Regions from separate parts of the Mus musculus genome. Here region 1 is linked to region 2. Evidence: chromatin contacts called from ENCODE POLR2A ChIA-PET data. All regions are on one chromosome and are shown on one strand. Each heading gives the region's core, a stretch centred on a gene start or an enhancer-like site at or near the end of the contact. The rest is flanking DNA. Distances are from core to core; before and after follow the strand shown.

The links. ChIA-PET counts read pairs that join two places held with the same protein, here RNA polymerase II (POLR2A).
Region 1: POLR2A ChIA-PET joins it to region 2 with 15 read pairs in Patski. The contact joins the enhancer-like site here to the promoter of Snapc5 in region 2. POLR2A ChIA-PET finds 5 or more read pairs at or near these places in 2 of 5 experiments (Patski and embryonic stem cell).

Annotation. Positions count from the first base shown.
Region 1 is chr9:64,081,230-64,088,220 of GRCm38, reverse strand. It overlaps Scarletltr (Scarletltr, erythroid developmental long intergenic non-protein coding transcript), which reads right to left. Exons shown (of 3, transcript NR_040743.1): 2 at 1,818-1,937; 3 at 176-295. Among named protein-coding and RNA genes, the nearest start is that of Scarletltr, 4.0 kb to the right of the region's middle. Within about 2 kb of position 3,985, at least 1 of the 3 ENCODE cell types and tissues checked has a DNase peak (open chromatin) inside an H3K27ac peak, as active enhancers do.
Region 2 is chr9:64,174,163-64,181,535 of GRCm38, reverse strand. It overlaps Snapc5 (small nuclear RNA activating complex, polypeptide 5), which reads right to left and starts at 2,239. Exons shown (of 3, transcript NM_183316.2): 1 at 2,116-2,239; 2 at 948-1,037. The coding sequence starts at 2,205. It overlaps Rpl4 (ribosomal protein L4), which reads right to left. Exons shown (of 10, transcript NM_024212.4): 2 at 6,541-6,712; 3 at 6,236-6,342; 4 at 5,814-5,952; 5 at 5,320-5,444; 6 at 4,466-4,595; 7 at 4,059-4,215; 8 at 3,732-3,815; 9 at 3,519-3,639; 10 at 2,974-3,313. The coding sequence ends at 3,092. It overlaps Gm23344 (a small nucleolar RNA gene), which reads right to left and starts at 6,488; the gene lies at 6,421-6,488. It overlaps Snord16a (small nucleolar RNA, C/D box 16A), which reads right to left and starts at 6,104; the gene lies at 6,014-6,104. It also overlaps Gm22571, Gm23136 and LOC115487261.

The DNA of each region.
Region 1 (6,991 bases), core at 2,736-5,235, 95 kb after region 2:
TATGACAAAGGAGTTGAGACTCAGAAGGTGTTTTATGGCCCAAGGTCACAGAGCAGGTAGACTGAGAAGGGGGGGGGGGCTCTGCAATTATTCATCTTGGGTCTGCCTTCCTCCCAGCACGCTAAGGCCTCAGTGTCCCTACTGTGATGTAGGCAAAGAAATATCTGGGTGGGCTGGGTGGGTGTTACATTCCTTTAATTCCAGCACTCACAGAACAGAGGCAGGCAGATCTCTGTGAGTTCCAGGACAGCCTGGTCTTCAGAACAAGTTCCAGGTCAGCCAGGACAAAGAAATCCTGTGAAAACAAAAACAAAAACCAGAAGTTATTTGGGTGGGACACGGGTGTAAAGATTGATAGGAAAGATCCATTTCTCTGCCTTGCCCAGAATGGGAAATGCCCCAGCAGCTAGAGCCCTTCCTTAAATGTTTCTGGACAGCTCAAGATCTAGCACAAAACTCTGTTGCAGGATGGTTGGTCAAGCTCTGGGAAATGTAACTGCAATGACAGGGAATAGACACCAGGTGGCGCCATACAACCCTCTGTGTTTTCTGGAAAGCTGTGTGGTTCTGTGTCTCTTTGAGCTGGCTGTCCTCTGAGCCTGGTGTGCCAGCTAGGTAAAGTAAATGTGGGAGGGACAGGCCCAGATGGAAGGCCTGTGCTTTGAAGTAGGTTTCTGCCTGGGACTGTGACACAATTGCTGTTCTCTGGGACCCGCCTCCCCATATGTAGGATACGGAGTCTCTTCTCTCTCATTGAGAGTTTGTGTCTTAGTTTGTGAAGCACGTGGTGTGGGGCTTAGCTTGCATCCTAACACCGGGTAAGACTTTAAACCTTCAGGTGAGCTGTAGGTCTGCCCTTTGCTTCCATCTTGACTTGGGGGCAGAAGCACTGTCCTTGAGCCACAGGAGACCCCAATATCCTAATAGTTCCCAGAGGGAGGACCTTGAGGTCCAGGGATTTCCTCCAGACTCTTCCACTCTCACTGGTCCTGAGGACAACTGTCAAAAGCTCCTCCTGTCCTCTGCTCAGAGGCCCCACAAAGAACATTTCCCCGCATTAGGGCTACAGGAACTAGGGAAGATGGATCTTGCTGGCTGTACTGTTGTGAGGTGAAAAGGTCCATTGACCCCTGGAGTAGCGGGGACACTGAACCACATAGGCTGTCACTCCCAGGGTCTCCCGTGGGAAAGTCCCTCAGTGCTCACCTGCCCAGATCCTGCAGCACTGTTTCCAAAGGGTTAACTCAACCTTTGGACACGGTGGTACTTGTGCCTTTGATTCCAGCAATAAAGAGGCACAGGCGGGGACCCTTGTGAATCCAAGGCCAGCTTGGTCTACAAGGACAGCCAGGGCTACACAGGGAAACCCTGTCTCAAGAATGAAACAAAACACCCCAAACCAAACAACAACCCCCCACCCCAAAGAATAATCCAGTTCAAGCCTAGCGTCCCATGGGGGAAGTTGCAGCACCTGCTTTTATTCATGAAAGAAAAAGGTTTCTGTTCCTGTTAGTTAGTTAGCTTCCGAAAACCTTCTCCGAGAGTCAGGATGGGGGGCAGGGGGAAAACCAGTAAAAGTGCAGGAAAATGGAACTCCAGATACGCAGCACATGAACAGCCTATACCCCGGAGAGGGACCTTGCCCCAGTCCCAGCCTTATAACATAGACAGGGACAAAGCATGCTGGGAACCTGAACTCACTGCTATTTACACTCAGTTTACATTCTGCAGTACTAGAGAAGGTTTTTCTAGATCTTGGGGCAGGAAGAGATCAGGGCTCAGAGAGACTGTGGGGAGGGGGAGGAGAGGGCACTCACTTTTAAGTTTGCACTGAGCCAGTGAGGGCTGGAGTTGGAGTGGGGAGGGGTGTGCAGAGCAGGAGCCTGAGGCTCTCCTGCGCTGGAAAGGCAAAGGGGCTTCTGTTGCCTGGCAGACGCCTGGGTGAGGAAAGAAAGACACAGGTGACTATGTTTCCTGGAGTCAGTTGCCTATAACCAAGGGTGAACCTGTGGCCCTAGGACTTCCACAGGGTGGGGCTGGCCTGAAGGCCTAGCCTTGTAGGCCCCACCCAAGCCCTTGCTCTGGGTTTGCTGCAAAGTCCTGGGGAGGGGGGAACCAATGTCATTCACCCCAATGCCTTTCTCTCAGGAATAAAACCTATTTGATTGTGACAAGTCATGAGAGCTCCCTGGTCTCAGATTGTGGCTGTATAAAAGGCACCACACACACAGTAAGTATATATAGGTAGCAGTTGCTGCATTACAAAGGAGTCTAACTTTCTTGGGGCACTATTCTAGAGGATGCTTAAAACCCAACCAACCAACCAAACAACCAACCAAACAAACAAACAAACAAAAAAAAAAAACAAAAACAAAAAAAAAAAAAGAAAGAAAAAGAAAAACTGGACTGGAGAGATGGCTCAGCGGTTAAGAGCACTGACTGATCTTCCAGAGGTCCTGAGTTCAAATCCCAGCAAACACATGATGGCTCACAACCGTCTGTAATGGGATCCGACGCCCTCTTCGGTTGTGCCTGAAGACAGCTACAGTGTACTAATAGATATACAGGAAAATCCTTTCCATCCTTTGATATTGAGGGGTGGAGGGAAGGTACATAGGAGAGAGTGAGTTTTTACTTGTTATGAAGCCCGGAGTGTGCCCGGAGGCTGGCCAACTGTGAGGGATGGGGAGTGAGGGAAGACGCTGGAAATCAGGGTCAAACCAATGGAGAGACCTGGCTTTCGGCTGTTAGGTCTGATTTTGCAGTGAGTGGGTAAGGAAAAAGAGGGTCTCTGTGTAAGGGAATGCCTTCTAGTTGCTCCCTGAGTTCAGCCTGAGCTTCGGGTTGCCAGGGGAGGCCTCTCTCAGCCCTGTTCTCCCCAACCCTCCTGCCTCCCTAGCAGTTTGGCAGCCGACTGGATGTTCAGTGCGGAATTTAAAGAATCCGAACAGGCAGAATGCTAATCCCACCCGGAGAGATTGCCCTGAGCCTCCGCTGCCGGCTGGCGGGAAAAGCCCCCTTGTGTGGCAGCAGGAGAGAAAAGGGATCGGTCTGCCCAGGCGGGCTCTGCCTGCGGCCAGGGGACCAGGTCAAGTCCCTGGACCTCCCGGGGTCCCGGACCCGCCCGTGGAAACGGGAGCACCTCAGTATCCAGATCTCGTGCAGAGTCAGGCTTGGGGCTTCGAGGGTGAGCGACCTGGCACTCAGGGACCTGGCGTTGGGGGACTTTGGGTCCCGGTCCCCGCCCGGCTGTGCCCTCAGCCGTCACCCCTGTGGCCTCGGCGTCTCGCAGTCTCGGGCGCCGGAGTGCCGGGCGTTATCTGCGCTCCGGGCCGAGCCGGGCCCTTCCCTCCCAGGGCCGCCCCGCCGCTCCCGCCTTATCGGACGCCGAGCTGGCGAGGGCTGAGCCTACCTCCCCCGGGACTCGCGACTCCCAGTGAATCTTCCCCCTGGTTCCCCTCCTCCCCTGGGCTCCCTCTCGAAGCTATCGCTTCTCCTCCTCCTCCTAGGGCTTCCCTCCTGAAATGCCCCCCTCCTCAGGTACCCCCTTCATGGCCAGGCTGAGTAAGAGGCTGAGCATTCGAAAAGGATTTTGTTTTTCAGATTTCTCTCTTCCTCAAAACAGACAAGCCTAACTATGGTTTAACTCATTTAGTCACATTTTAAATGATTTCACAAGAGAGGAAAATTCTGCAAAACAAAGTGAAACTGTAAAACACCCTAAACTCAGCGTCCACCAGGGCTTTGGGAGCCCCAGCCACTGGCCAGGTCCCAGCAGAAGCCTGGATGGTTTGGCGGCCACAGGCTTCTCTGCACAGTTGAGTGTGCAGCGTTGGCAGGATCTCAGAGCACCCTTGGTAATAACGAATTGGCAATATGGATGGAAAGCCATAAAAGTAGTCATCTACTGCGTTCAGTGACCCCGCTCTGGGAATGTGTCCCAAGGAAACAGTCGAGCAAGCAGCCCACAGCTCTGGCTCCTTCCATGTGTTAATCAAAGGGCCAGTGAGCCACACTTCCTCAGCGTGGGCAAGTGGATCTGAACCCAGCAGTCACCTACAAACATCTCTGCTCCCTGTCTTAAGGGGGGGACAGTTCTGCGTTCCGTGTTTGCAAGAATTGGGGGAGACAGCCCTCAGAAGCATCTAGTACCCAATGGGAGGGGAAAGAAGTTAAGCCACGTGTGTTTGCGCTTGCCTTTTCAGAAATGAGAGTATGGAATAGTTCAAGCCACATTTGTAAACAGGCAGCTCTCCATATCCAGGCTCCCACATCTAAGGAGCCAGCTGACCTCAGACCAAAATATTTCTAAAATATCTGTTCTGAACGCAAGCAAACTCTTGTCATTCCCTAAGCGATCTAGATTCACCATTTCCCCAGTGCTTACACTGAGCTACACGCGGTACAAGCAACCTGGAGGCCATGAAGAGCTAAGGAATGGAGTACACAGGTTAGAAGTAAGCACTAGGCATTCTGTGGACAGGGCTTAGCTCCCTTGCATCTTGTAAGGTTCTGGACCCAATCCCAAGCATTCTGAGGGAAGACCAGAGAAAGTGTACATGCTGATTAAGAGTTTGGGAGTTTAGGGGACTGCAGACATGGCTCAGACTTTTTGCTCTTGAATAGGACCCCAGTTCAGTTCCCAGGATGCACAGGTGGCTCACAACCCCTGGAACTTAAGTTCCAGGGAATCCAACCCCCTTTTCTGGCCTCTGAGTACACTGCACTTGTGTACAAACTTACATTCAAGACATATAACTAAAAATAATAAAAATAACATCCAAAATATGATTAGGAGTTTTGGGGTGTGGAGAGATGGCTCAATGGTTAAGAGTGTTTGTTGAGCAAACATGAAGACCAGACTGGTTCAGGTCCCAGCTCCCATATAACAAGCCTGGGAACACACTGGGTCTTCCAAGTGAATATTGTTACCCTTGCTCTAAGGTGGGCAGAGACAAGAGGGTTGCTGGGACTTGCTGGCTCCCAGCCTAGTCAAGAAAATGAAGCCCTGCTTCATGGAAACTTAGACTTAGAGGAATAGTCAGAGTGCTTTCTAGCCTCTGCATGCACAGGTGCACCCACCTGTATACACACAGGTGCACATAGTCTCATACACAGGTGCGCCCACCTGTATACACACAGGTGCACATAGTCTCATACACAGGTGCACCCACCTGTATACACACAGGTGCACATATTCTCTCATACAGAGATGCATACATACTAATACAAATCAATCAATTTTTTAAAAATTAAGTTATATTTATGCCAAGTGGTAGTTCAGGACTTAAATCTAGCACTCTGGAAGCTGAGAGAAGCAGATCTCTATGAACTTGAGGCCAGGCTTGCCAACATAGTGAGCTCCAGGACAGCCAAGGCTATATAAAAGACCCTGTCTAAAGAAAGTAAAGATTGAGGCTGGATATGGTGGGACCGCCTTTGATTTTAGTACCCAAGAGGCAGAGGCAAGCAGATCTCTGAGCTTGAGGCTAGCCTGATCTAGATAGAATTCAGGAAATCCAGGCTACATAGAAAAAACACTCTAAGAAAACAAAACAAGGGCTGGAGAGATGGCTCAGTAGTTAAGAGCACTGACTGCTCTTCCAGAGGAGCTGAGTTCAATTTCCAGCCACCACATGGTGACTCACATCTATCTCAATGGGATCTGATGCCCTCTTCTGGTGTGTCTGAAGACAGCTACAGTGTACTTATGTATAATAAATAAATAAGTCTTAAAAAAAAACTTTAAAAAAGAAAACAAAAAAGCCAAAAATAAATGTTAAATTGTGTTTATTTGTTTATTGTATGTGTATGTGTGTGTGTGTGTGTGCATGGGTGCATGAAAGCACATGTATACCATGGCACACATGTGGAGATCAGAGGACAATTCCAGAGAGTTGATTTTCTCCTACCAGGTGGATTCTAGGTTTGAATCTCAGGTCCTCAGGGTTGGCGGTGTCTCTATCTGCTAAGTATCTCATTGGCTCCTATAAAGAAATAAATCTAAAAAAGAGTTTATGAGTTTTGAGTCTTTCTAGTTTGGGCTTTACCACTGATTTCCTAGCTTGATGTGATGTACTTCTTCATAAAGGATGACAGACCCTGGGTGTGGTGGCGCACACCTTTGATCTCAGTGCTGAGACGCAAGAGATGGTCAGGGTCTGAGTTTCACTACAGAGTAGTCTACACAGCGAGAGCCTGGGGAAGGGAGGGAGCCAGAGACAGAGAGACAGAGAGACAGGGTCTAGACAGATGGATGGCTTAGTGGGTACTGAGTTCAAATCCTCAGAACTCACAGAAAGCTGGACATACAGATGGTACTATAAATCTGTAATCCCAAAATGGGGGCTGGGGGTGGGGTGGGGAAGAGACAAAATCCCCAAACCCAGCAGGTCAGACTGCCTCTCGTAGGCAGAGGTGAAGAAAAGACTGCCAAACAGAGTGAGAGGCAAGAGCCAACATCCAAGGTTGTTCTCTGACCTCCATCCACATATACACATCCTGTTGTGAGTGTTCACATATTAAATGTAAAAAGAAGGGAACACAGATCTTTCCGAGTTGTTAACTCTGACTTTTCTGGAGCTCACAGGCAAGGACTTAGTGGTCAGGGCTGTGAAACCCTTCCTTGCTTCAGGAAGAATCCTGCAGTTAGCTCTGGCTTGGTCTGTTATCCTGGAAGCAGAAGAATGTCCCGACTTAGTCCCCATTCCCCTAGAAAGCCAGGCTGTCCAGCAGTGTAGGAGTTTGGTACAATTTGTTCTCACACAACTGAAGAAGAGAAGCATCCACATGCCGGTGGTCCCAATGGGCCAGTCTTTGAGACAGGGCAGCCTAGGTTTATGACCCAGTGGAAGGAGGTAGGGGGCTGCTGAGGCTGGCCCAGGTTTTGGTGTGCTGAGGGCTCTGAAGGGAACACACCTTTGACCTGCACCTTTTATTTTGAATGACAAGATTATGGGGCGTGTCCTCTGGTCTCAGAAAGGACTGGGAA
Region 2 (7,373 bases), core at 990-3,489:
GTTCAATTTTAGGTTCATCTTTTTATGACTTTCCTCTTTCTCGTTTCTCCCATTCCTGGAAAGCGGTGAGAATAAGTCCTTCATGTTTACTATGATCTTAACTTACCTACCATGCTCTTTTAGAAATCATCAGTAAAGTAACTGTGTAGGCTACATAGCTTATAAAGAATTCTCAAAGCACGGTATATTCAGGAACACTGTATTGGCTCTGTTGAAGGCAGTTGGTAAGCGTGAGTAGGGTAATACCTGCACCTCATCCTTAGCTTTGTACTTGAAGCCACACTTAACAGAGCAGCGACCATGACATAGTCCTAAAGAGAGCAGAGTTTCTAAACAGGATACGAGTGCACATGCCTGTAATCCCAGGAGGAGAGAAGAACATACGGTGGCTAGCCTGGGTACAAAAGACACTGCTTCAACAGAAGCCCCACCACAAACACACAACAACCACTGCTAGCTTGTTGGGGTTCCTTTGAGTAGCTGGAAAGGATGGAGTAATCTGAGACCTGGGTAGGCGAGGCATATTGGTGTACACTAGAAGAGTAGAGGCTGCCTAAACTTGACAAAGTATAAAAGATAAGCTATTGTCTGGATGATTAATATAGATTAGCTAATTACTGAACTACAAATTATGAGGGGCTGGAGATGCAGCTCACTGGTAGCGTACTTGCTATTGTCTGGATGATTAATATAGATTAGCTAATTACTGAACTACAAATTATGAGGGGCTGGAGATGCAGCTCACTGGTAGCGTACTTGCTTACCTTGTATGAAGTCCTAGGTTCAGTGTACAATAAATTCGCCCAGGCCCCCAAATATTTGAATGGTACTTCCCAGAGTCCTTTGGACTTGGTAATAATGTGCCATACAGCATTTGCCTGCCCAAAGAGCTCGGGCACAATGGGACTCTACACTCTCTCTGGAAGTCTGTACTTGACTAAACTTACATCACATAACTGTTCAGGTGCAGGCTGAGAAGACAGTGTCTCGGTCCTTCCTCGAGAATTTATCATGGATTGAAGGGCTAATTCTTCAACCTAGGAAAGAAAAGTCAAAGATATTTATTTCACTGAGTATTCTGCTGGGTTACTATAGTGAGTGAATTCCACTAGATGCCATATAGGTTGGCATCCCTGAACTGCTCTAGAAGGGGAGGGCAGCTTTACCTCCTCACCCCTTTCTTTCCCTATGAAGAGGTTCTTTGTAACACTGGCAGTCCTACAACTCAGTAGACCAAGCTGGCCTTGAATTTACAGATATCTACTTGCTTCTGCCTCCAAAGTGCTGGGATTAAAGGCAAGTGCCACTACACTAAGGTTAGAAATGTGGGAGGCAAGGGGATCATAAGTTTAAAACTAACCTGAGCTACACACTAGGTTCAAAGCATGCTTGGGTTACACAGGCGAGACCACTTCTCCCCTCCCTCACCCCAGGAGACAGCTGGTTCCACAGACACAGATGGATGTCCTATGATTGAGCTTGTCTACTCATTAATGAGAAAGTAAAGGCAGAATGTTAAAAAATGCACGTGTTTCCTGGTGCACCAGGGTAACTGCGTTTGGGAGGTCATCTTCAACACACGATCATGTACTTGTAAGAGGTTCTGTTGCAATAAGGGTGGGCAGTTTATAAATGCCCTGAGAAAAACTGCATATCGTTTTTTTACCACAAGTATACAAGTTCAGTTTATAAAGGGCTCCTCTAATCCTCATGTCACTTACATTTAAAGATCTTGCCCATGAGTGCTGACCAGGGATTACCATGATCATTTCACAGGGACCAAATTACCCCTATGTCTAGGACGTGATCAAAGCGCACCTAAATCTGCATCCGAGTCATTCTCTGTTCCCAGAAGAGTTACTGGGAACTCAAGCGGACAAGTTTCTTTCCCAGACTTCATTCGCGCCTCAAGCGGGTCTGAGATTCAGTACTAGCATGACAACACTAAAGCCCCCTCTAGTGCATATAAACAGCAGTAACCCGTGAGCCGGCGTGCTGGGTCGGGGTAGATGCGGGCTCAGGAGCTAAACCTGCTCAACACCTAGCGGCCTGGAGCTGTACCGCCGCGCTCCGTCGACGTCCCGAGGGGCTAGAGCTGGAAAGCTGTACGCTCACCTTGAGGCGGTTCAGTTGGTCGTGTAGAGCCGCCTTTAGACGCAGCAGGGTTTCCTCCTCCTTGCGGAGCTCCTGCAGTCGACTCAACATCCCCTTCCACTTCCTTAGGGCGCTGCCTTCTACTAGGCGCGCGGTGATGACGTCACCGCCGACTGCGGAGACCAGCGCCGGGCTGAGGGCTTACTTTCTCGTAGCTGTTTTCTGAAGGGCCAGTAGGGGCTTAGCTCCCACGATCTGAAAACAAAGTGGAATCCCAAAGAGCATGGAGATTCTTCAGTCCCTTGGTAATCCCTCACAGTAAATTGGCCCCACAGGCTTTAGGATAGCATTCATCTCAGCACCCTGTCACCTACTTTCCAAGTGACTTTAATCTCTGCAAAGGCTACTTATGCAGGCAGGAACCAAAATACCCAAAATACCTAAGCCTAGTAAGGACAGGAATGCTACTAACCTTTAGGAACTGCCTTGTCTCAGGGAGTGTTTTTACCCACGCTCATCATTATCTGCTAGCAGTTTTAACATCAAGGCAAGAGGAAACGATGATAATTCTAGGATGATCAGACTGATTCATACAAAGAACACTGCACCTCTACAGACACAGTGGCCATAGCTGTGGTGGTCCCGCCATTCCCTTTTACCATCATAGGCCCTCTAGTGGCTACCATAACTACACACTATTCATAGGACTTGGCCCCTAGCTATTTATCCCAAGTTCAGTTTATAAAGTAGACTACCATGTGGAACAAAGCAGCCTAGAGAATGAAATTTTATTTAAAAAATTTTGTTCTATAATTCTGATGACCTAAGTTTGACCATGAAGTCTCACATCTTGCCACTTGTTCTTCAAAAGGTTAATTTCAAGGGGCTTGGAAACATCCACAATTTAAGAGTCACACAAGGGTTTGTCACCACATGTTTGATTTATTGAAATATGCGGTCTCTACTTGCTCTCTGGAATTTAACAATTTTTAATAGTTTATGCAGCTGGCTTCTTTTCTTCTGTAGTAGGCTTCTTCTCTGCTGGTTTCTTGGCAACCACCTTTTTCCCTGCAGGCTTCTGCTTCTTGGCATCCACCTTCTTTCCTTTCTTGCCTACCGCTGGCTTCTTGTCTGCAGTCCCCTTCTCTGGAACAACCTTCTCGGATTTGGTTGCCAGTGCAGTAGCTGCTGCTTCCAGCTTTTTCACACGAAGTTTGTGCTGCAACAAAAACAAATAGAAAATTAAGAATCTTATCTTCAATGAGCGCATCGTGGTTCACATCTTTAACCCCAGTACCTGGGGAGGTAGAAACAAGTGTGTGTGGTTGGGGGGGGGGGGGGCGCCAGCGTCTTCATAGTAAGTTCCTGTCTTGGAAGGGGGCAATCTAATAAAAAAAAAAAATTGACACGCCAAACTGACTTACATTTCTGGCCTGGCGAAGAATGGTATTCCTGCGCATAGTCTTGGCGTAAGGGTTCAGCTTCAACATGATTCTCAGGTTCTTCAGTGGATTCTTCTTCAAGACTCTGCGATGAATCTTCTTGCTATCAAGAGGTAGCATTCATTAATCAACATGTATCCCTTTAATAGTCAAGGGGTCGTATCAAGTGTTAGACCTTAAGTTTTAAAACTCTACCGTGGTGCTCGGAGGGCTCTTTGGATTTCTGGGCTTTTCAAGATTCTGCTAAGGTCGGTGTTCATCATCTTGTGCATGGGCAGGCTGGGGGGAAGGAAGAGAGAAGTCCAAAGTCTCATTCTCTAACTGAACACAAAGCAGTACAAATTTTAATTTAAATGTTTCAACTCTCCAGATACAGAATAAACCTTTACATCTTCATTTAATAATCACAGGTGAGGCACATCCAAACAATGGAAAACGCAAACAAAATGTGAATGCAGAACTTATGGAGGATGTTAGTGCACACATTAGTCATTGACGTGTAATAAATAAGGGAAAACTCACTTATAGTTACTCTTGAGGGAAGCAGCCTTCCGCCAAGTGCCATACAGCTCATCCAACTTCCGGAAAGCACTCTCCGTCCAGATGCAGAAACGGCCCACATGCCCACCAGGAGCCAGTTTCAAAATGTTCAGCTTGCTTACATTAAGCAGAGTAATACCTTTAAGAGGAAGCAGAATCAGGAAGCCTGCATGCCCAACAGGAGAAATACAACTTCTATGGCTCCTCAAGCTACCTAGGGCACTTAGAAGCTCAAGCCATCATGGCTGGCGTAGCTCACTCACGTAGGACTCAGAACTTCCACAATATCATGTTATTTCAGAAACACGGACCATGAAGTGGAATTTCATCATAACCAAGCTAAGTGAGCCTGCACAGAATAGGCAGTTAAACCACGTGCAAGGATTTACCAGGGATGTTGCGGAAGGCCTTGATGATACCATTATCTTCATTATAGATGATGCAGGGCCCCCTGCGCTGGATCCGCCGTCGGTTTCTCATTTTGCCCTTGCCAGCTCTCATTCTCTGAGAGGCATAGACCTATAAAGTAAGTAGCTTTAGTATTCTGATCAAGACTTCCCACATCCTCAATCTTAGCAAAACGAAAAACTGTCTCAGCAGGCAAAGCAACTTTCAGCAGCCACACCTGACACTTTTATCCATGAAATTCACAACTTTCTGTTACCATTTCAAGTCTCAAATCTCAGTTAAAGTTTTGAGCTGCTCAGCAATAATTTTCGTCAACCTTCTGATTCAGCTTACTGACAGCAGGCAACTGTCACTGAAAACAGAGTAAGACGCAAATTACAACATCATTGCAAGCCCAAAAGCCCTTTCTGTACCCCCCCCAAAAGACAGCAAGACTTCTCTCCAATGTATTTACAGCCAGGCAGTGGTGGCACACACCTTTAATCCCAGAACTCAGGAGGCAGAGGCAGGCAGATTTCTTGAGTTTGAGGCCAGCCTGGTCTACAGAGTGAGTTCCAGGACAGCCAAGGCTACACAGAGAAACCCTGTCTCGAAACACCAAAAAAGTATTTACATGTCCATCTTCCTTTAAATACTACAAAACGCCATCTACACTGGATAGGTTACCTATAGGGAACTTGGGTTAACGCAACCACCCCTATCTTTGCTACTTTGGCTCTTTGAAAGGAAGTTTCTATATCCAATAAAAACTGAAGCCACCCACCCATTAAACCTCAACTTATCCTTTGAATCCAAATCTGCCAGTATGGAAGATCAGTGTATATGGTGAGCTTACCTTTTTGATGTCATTCCAAGCTTTGAGTTTCTTGAGCAGCTGAACAGCCTCCTTGGTCTTCTTGTAACCTTCAACCTTATCTTCAACCACCAGCGGCAGCTCAGGAACCTCCTCAATACGATGACCTAACAAAACCAATTTAATACTTAACAGCAAAGTCTCATCTTTCCCCCCAGAAACACTGTTCCAGAACTCAAAAGATACTGTCTCTGCTTTCAGTGGCAGATGTCTCACTTTGCACCACACCTCAAAATAAACCATCATGCAATTTGCGCCAAATCAGAATTTCCACTAATATCATGCGTTTCAGAAACACGGACCATTAAGTGGAATTTCATCATTTTGACAGTCAAGAACATTATAAGAATGTGATAAGAGCCTACTATGTTGATGTAAGCATAAGTGACTTTAGCAGGCAGAGAGAAACAGAATTCATGAAAGCAATTTACTTAGGTACAAGTTAAAACTAAATGTCACATATCAAAGCATCAGACCTTTAGACATCACCAAAGCTGGTAAGGCCGAGGCAGCCAGGGCAGAACAGATGGCATATCGTTTTTGGGTTGTATTCACTCTGCGGTGCCAACGACGCCAGGTTTTGGTTGGTGCAAACATGCGTCCCCCACGACACATCTGTTTTCTTTGTCAAGAATTAACATCTTTTTCAAATTTAGAAAATTAACAAGATTACTACTTGCTCAGTAACAATGTTCGTCAACCTTCTGAACCAGCATACTGACAGCAGGCAACTGTCGCTGTGAACAGAGTAAGACGCAAATTACGACATCACTGCAAGTTCCCAGCCAAACATCTCCAGATTTTTGTCTAGAGAGACTCTAGTATGTTTAAACATGATTCAAATATTAATTAGCCTAAGTCCAGTTGGTCAGTTGCCAAGAGCACTAATCAAGGATACATTTCCAAAGGCACCCTGGCCAGATCGGTGGGTCCCACCACCTCGAACTCTTGGAATTCGAGCCACAGCTCTGCCAGTACCCCAAGACTCAGCACTGGTCTGATGACCTAAAATTGGGAAGAACAAAAGGTTTAGGAACTAACTCATAACAAACCCATGACTTAAAACTAATGCATGATAAAGGCAGTATCAGAATAGCCAAGGAAAATCATGTAGTTCAGAAACACGGACCAATGGAATCTCATCATTTACTGCAAAGGAGCCCTGGAAAGTATATAACCATGATGACGAATGCAAATCCATACCTGCCAATTCACTGACGGCATAGGGCTGTCTGTTGTTTTTCCTCAAGTTGGTGTGAACGAAGTTCACAATATCTGGTCGAATGGGAGCTTTGAACACAGCTGGCAAAGTGACATTCTTGCCAGATGACTCTCCCTTTTCGGAGTACACCGATATGAGGGGACGGGCACAAGCCTTGGAAGGAATAAAAAAAGTAACTAAAACAGAGGAAGTACCATCTCCTGTATTTGAAACCTAGATTTTAAAGCCCACATTATTAGTACTTGCAAACAGATATGACTCCCTGGGGACTAGGAAGGCAGGTGTTAACTGTGTGAGACAGGAAATACAATGCCAATAAAACCATATAATGTTATAATAATAATAATGGATTCACTTAAAAATAATCAAGAGTACTTATATTGACAACATTGGAGACACATTCATCCCATAATTAAATGTCAAGAGCTTGATATCTGGAGACAAATATGTAAATACAGAAGTAAAAGTCCCAATATTTGAGGCCATATACAGGCCAATCTGTGGAATCAGTTTGAGGCAAGTATTGCTTTGCAGGAGACCCCAAATTCAAGCAACACAGTAAACCACCACTGGGTTTATCATTTCAATAGTTTTACAGCAAAAGGACAACCTGAAAATCTATCAATTTTAATGAGAAACAAACTTGGAAGCAACATTATAAAAACTGTTCATAGATACTGTTTAATGAGGACATGTTAAATTAATTCTACCCTCACCAACTTCAGCAAAGCTGGCCTGCTCATTTATCCAATGTTCCAGACCCCTTCAAATTCAGAAACGTTTTGATACTCTGAAAGACTCTTAACTGAGGATT